2 separate regions of the Homo sapiens genome follow, and region 1 is linked to region 2. A link is a contact called in ENCODE Hi-C or POLR2A ChIA-PET data. All regions are on one chromosome and are shown on one strand. The core of a region is the stretch at or near the end of the contact, and the rest is flanking DNA. Distances in the headings are between cores, read along the strand shown.

Evidence for each region. Hi-C counts contacts between places; a loop is a spot of excess contacts on that map. ChIA-PET counts read pairs that join two places held with the same protein, here RNA polymerase II (POLR2A). Pooled maps may share reads with other maps.
Region 1: a map of HepG2 shows a loop between it and region 2 (4-fold over the local background). The contact joins two enhancer-like sites. A Hi-C loop is called at or near these places in 2 of 168 maps with a recorded cell type or tissue (HepG2 and PC-3) and 1 of 50 pooled maps. POLR2A ChIA-PET finds 5 or more read pairs at or near these places in 3 of 52 experiments (HEK293, activated CD4-positive, alpha-beta T cell and naive thymus-derived CD4-positive, alpha-beta T cell).

Annotation. Positions count from the first base shown.
Region 1 is chr7:12,156,955-12,159,862 of GRCh38, forward strand. No RefSeq gene overlaps it. Among named protein-coding and RNA genes, the nearest start is that of TMEM106B, 53 kb to the right of the region's middle. Within about 2 kb of position 1,629, at least 2 of the 41 ENCODE cell types and tissues checked have a DNase peak (open chromatin) inside an H3K27ac peak, as active enhancers do; they include PC-3, where a contact is called at or near this core.
Region 2 is chr7:12,064,663-12,067,487 of GRCh38, forward strand. All of the region lies in intron 1 of LOC124901589 (a long non-coding RNA gene), which reads right to left. Among named protein-coding and RNA genes, the nearest start is that of TMEM106B, 150 kb to the right of the region's middle. RefSeq lists an enhancer at 1,296-2,495. Within about 2 kb of position 1,454, at least 4 of the 41 ENCODE cell types and tissues checked have a DNase peak (open chromatin) inside an H3K27ac peak, as active enhancers do; they include PC-3, where a contact is called at or near this core.

The DNA.
Region 1 (2,908 bases), core at 379-2,878, 92 kb after region 2:
TTAATTTGAATTATGCCTATTTTTTTAATGTTAACTTGGGCTCCTGGCCCAAGGTGAAAAATTTGGCACAAATTTTTTCTCTTCTTACCAATTAGTTCAGAAAATCTTTCAACTTTTATAAAAGCAAGGAATGCTAGAACAAATAAAACTAGAATCTTGAGGAAAATCAAAAAGTTATACAAGAAAGTCACAGTCCAAGTATAGAGCAAAGTATTCAGATCAAAGTAAGTAAGCAGGCTGAAGTAAGAATAATGGAAGGGATATCAAGAAATAACCAGAATGAATGACATGCTGAACATAATAAAGATAAGGTAGGAAGGGAAATATTTCTTCCTCCAAAAGAGAAATAAGAAACAATAAGAAATTGCAGAGAAAATAAAGTCACAAACAAAAATATGGGGAAATGTAGCAATATAAAGCCTGATATAATTTTAACAAATCCATAAATAGTGTGTATCTCTTCTTTCTATATTCCATTAGCCAGAATTAATTGTGTTAAGCTGCAGTGCTGACTGAGAAACTTAGATTACCTGGAAAGAAGAAAAAAAGAGAGAAAGAGAGAAAGAAAGGAAAGAAGGAAGGAAGGAAGGAAGGAAGGAAGGAAGGAAGGAAGGAAGGAAGGAAGGAAGGGAGGGAGGGAGGGAGGAAGGGAAGGGGAGGGGGAAGGGGGGAATAGGGGAGAGAGGGAGGGAGGGAAGGAAAGAAAAAGAGAGAGAAAGGGAGAGAAAAAAGAGAGAAAGAGAAAAGAAGAAGGGCTTGATAAGCATCTAGATCATACCTTAAACAGTTTATTATGAAAGAGTAAAAACTTAAACTTTTTTTATTCATTTACAGATATGATCTTTTGACTTCCCGCTTTGCAAGATAACAATATTGCCATTTCATTACCACTCATCATTCATTCTCCTAACCACTTTCAGCCACCTGTACATTATATCAACATTTTATTTTTTCATAAAAAATAATTGTATTATATTTTATTGCAAGACTGACAATTTTTACATTCTATTCCATGGTCATAGTAAAATTTGTTGCCTTTTGAATACTGGTTAATTATAGAAGTTTAAAATCCATAACAGCATTTTCCACATTATAACTATATAAATATTACTCACTGCAGAGGCACATAGTGTTCTATTATTTCAGTTCTATTTGCACTTCAAGGAGAGAAGATTTAATGAATTTTCTTATCTACTTTGAATCAATCTGAAAAATAAAATGGATATATACACAAATAAACAAGCAGATCCTAAGAGACCTGTGGGACTACAACAAAAGATCTAATATTCTTACTATCAGAGTTCCAGGAAAGGAGAAAAATGATGGGTCTGAGAAAGTACCAGAAGAAATCATGGCTAAATACTTATATGGCAAGGGACAGTAACTGTTATATTCAAAAAGATGAGTGAACCCCAAACAGGATGAACCCAAAGAAATCCATGCCTAGATATATCATCATAAATGTTTGAAAACTAAAGAGAAAGAAAAAATCTTGAAAACAGCTAGAGAAAAAGAATACCTTACCATAGAGGGTAGAAAGAAGTGGCACAATGTTTTTCAAGTGTAAAAAACTGACGAAACAAATCTATCAACCTAGAGTCCTATATAGAGTGAAACTATCATTCAACAATGAAGGCGAATTCAAGAAGCACTCAAATTAAGTAAAACTAAGAGAATTTATTGCCAAAGAATACAGTAAACAAAATTATGGGTCAATAAAATAGAGTAGTCTTCCCTTATACTCAGGGGATATGTTTCAAGACTCCTAGTGGATGCCTGAAACCTCGGATAGTACTCAACCCAATATATACTGTACTATATTTTTTCAATCTGATAACCCAGATAGCTACTGAGTGACTAATGGGTGGAGAGCAAACATAGTGTGGATACACTGGACAGAGAGACATTTCATGTCTTGAGCAGATGGCACAGAATGCTGCAAGATTTCATCACGCTACTCACAACGGCACAAATTTAAAACTATGCATTGTTTATTTATGGAATTTTTCATTTAATAATTTCAAACTGAAGTTGACCGCTAGTAACTGAAACTGCAGAATGTAAAACCTGGAATGGGCAGACTACTCTAGCTAGACTTTCCTTCACCTCTTGAGTTTTTCAATCATGTTAATGTTTCAGGTAAAAATTCTAACACTGCCTGATGTGATTTTCAATGTATATAAAGAAAATATTTAAGACAATTTTAAGTGTGCAGAACAAAGGAACATAAAGGGAGATAAGTTTTCTGCACTTAAACTGTTTAAAATGATGACACCAGTAAACTGATTATATATGTACCATAGTATACACATAGATGTATAGGTATAAGTATATAGATGTAACACACACATACCTATATAGACATATGCATGCGTATATATGTAGTGTAACATATATAGTGTACCTATATTACATAGTGTATATGGTATAATATATGTAGTATATATGTAACACATATATACTATATATGTAATATGTAATATATACACACACTAGTGTATATATCTAATATACATATTACACTATGTAATTCTACTACATCAGAATGAGTAAAATCATTCTACTACATCAGAATGAGTAATATAAGCACTTGTATATACACTATACATATTACACTGTGTGTGTGTGTATATATATAGTGTGTGTGTTTATATATATATATAATAAATATATAGAGTATAATACGTGGAGCAACCACTGAAAAGCCATACAGAAAGAAACACTCAAAAACAACACAGATAAATCCAAATAGAACTGTAAAAAGAAAATAAGCATATTAAAATTTGTAGGAGATGGCTAAAGCCATGCTGAGAGGGAAGTTTACAGCATGAAATGTGTGTGTATATGTATGTGTATAGTTAGGGAAACTAAACCTGATTCAGTTCTAAAGACTGGAGTATGTGCCTTG
Region 2 (2,825 bases), core at 204-2,703:
AAGCCTCCAGAAAGGAATGCAACCCTGCTGATACCTTGATTTGAGACTAGTGAGACTATGTAGGACTGCCAGAAGAGTAACATAATTTAGTGTTGTTTTAAGCCACTAACATTGTGCTAGTTTGTTATGGCAACAATAGAAAACTAATACATATTGTTATGCTTATTCTCTTTAAGTAACTTTAAAAGGTAAAACTGAGATCTGCCCCATCCATAAATATAACTGAGTCATTGACATCAAATAGACCCGGAAGCAGATTAATGGTCTACATAATGTGATTATCACACATGCCACAGGCAAAGCAGTTACTAAGGATCAGTATGTATCTTCTCACTGAATCAGGGAGTAAACTTACTTTCATGGAGCCAAATCACAATTTGCCAATGAAGCTGGATGTTTGAACTTTTCACCTTGCTTTTATAAAAAGGGTGTTTTATTTTATGTTTTGCAAAACTTTTTTTTTTTAGCTTCCCTAGCCACCACAAAAGAGAGTTATACTTGCTGTAAGCTCCCCCAGGCAGAAATCAGAAATTAGAGGACATAGCAACAGAAAGAAGGGTCTTTTAAAAATGCCTGAATGACTTGTGTTTGTCTAACACCTAGCTGTGGTGGAAGAAGAGTATAAGAAACAGACTGTCTACTTATTGATTGTTGTAGGTAAAATATGCACCTAATTGCTTCAACAACAGAAATATAGTCTCCGTCTTGAAAGGAAGTTGAAATATACTATATTGAAACTGTTTTGCAGAGACTGCAAACAAGCAGGATCCTCCAGTTAGAATTAGTTTCAAGACTTATAATTTTAATATTTTAAGTACAAACAGGAGCTTGAGCTGGACAAAATGTCAGCTTATAGGACTTTATAAGTGATTTCTTTACTGATTATATGAGAATTATTTGTGATTAGCATTTCATTCACCTATAAAACGAAAGATTGCTTTAAGTAGATATTTCTCTTTTTACGTCAAATGGAACAAAATTTAGTTTAGACGGTAACTTTGTTTCTGCACTTAAAAACACATTGAACTGCAGTCCAGCACTTATGTAAATGTTTTACCATCATTTTATAATGTGAATTAGTGACATTAATGAAAATAAAAAATAAAGGTGTATGTGAAGCTCTTCCCCACTTGAAGTGAATGGAGACCTGTTCCCTGGAGGAGAATGGGAATCCCAGGCAGGCCCCCAAAATTGTTGGAAGTAAATGTTCAGTGCCACAAAGTAAAAATAGCATTCAGACAAAAGTTTTCTCAACAAGACAATTTACTTCTATAGAAGGGTGAGTCTCATGGATAGAGCAATGGAGAGAGCACACCAGACAAGGGATGGGAAGAGCGTCTTATCCTTAATGCAGCTAGTCCCTACTGCTGTGTCTTTCCCCTATTGACTAGGGTTAGACCACACAGTCTAAGGTAATTCCAATTGGCTGCTTTAAAGAGAGCAGGGGTATGACCTGGAATGGTGAGGTGAGTAGTTTCGGTGGGAAGGATGGTTACAAAACAGGTGACTAAGGATGACTAAGGACAGAACAGGTGACTAAGCATGGAACAGGTGACTATAAGGATGAGTAAAGACAGAGGAGGTGACTAAGGACAGAGCAGGTGATAGAGATTAGGAGGGGGCTGTTTATTGAAACTAGGGACAAGAGACGTAAAGAACGAAAGGACGTTAAGAAACATATATAAGAAACATATACCACAATGATGTGCTGCCCTTTTTCACTCTTCTCTTTTGTCACCCAGGTTTTACTAAGGACTAGACATGTTACGTTTGCTTTCCCTTTGTATTCCTAATAGAAAACATGCTGTATGATTTTGTTTGTTTTATATCTGCTTATTTTAGGACTGTTTGCCATACCACAGAAGTAATGCAACTTGGTCTGCACTAAGGCCTTGTAGGATACAGTAGATTTCTCTTTAAAGAACCAATATGTCACTATGTTCAGCTTCCCTGTTCTTTGTTCCTCATCTTAAAGTTTAACTTCCTTGTTCTTTACGTCTCTTTGTCCCTAGTTTCAGTAAACAACCCCCTCCTAACCTCTATCACCCTCTCTGTCCTTAGTCACCTGCTCTGTCCTTAGTCATCTGCTCTGTCTTTAGTCATCCTTATAGTCACCTGTTCTGTCCTTAGTCACCTGCTCTGTCCTTAGTCATACTTAGTCACCTGTTTTGTAACCATCCCTCCCACCAAAACTACTCACCCTGCCATTTCAGCTTGTACCACTGCTCTCTTTAAAATAGCCAACCCGAATTACCTTAGACTGTGCGGTCTAACCCTAGTCAATAGAGGAAAGACACAGCAGTAGGGACTAACTGCATTAAGGATAAGACTCTCTTCCCCTCCCTTGTCTGGTGTGCTCTCTCCATTGCTCTATCCATGAGACTCACCCTTCTATAGAAGTAAATTGTTTTGTTGAGAAAACTTTTGTCTGAATGCTATTTTCACTTTGTGGCACCGAGCATTTACTTCCAACAATTTTGGGCGCCTGCCCGGGATTCCCATTCTCCTCCAGGGAATGGGTCTCCATTCACTTCTCGTGGGGAGACGCGTCCCATTGCCTCATTGTGGTGGCCTCAGGGTGAGAGATGGGGAACCACCCAGTGCGACAAATAAACTCGGGCTCTCAACAACCCAGAAGGAAACAGGATGATAGCTTGGGGAAAGGATTCTCACATACCGCAGCAATCAGGTAACTCTGTACACAGACCAAGTTAAGCAATGTCGCAGGGGTGACGAAGTATTTCCTTGCTGGTCAAGATATTCTGGAGGTTAAAAGTGTGTTTAAATGATCACAAACACTACTGCTTGCAGTGCTGCTTGTGTGA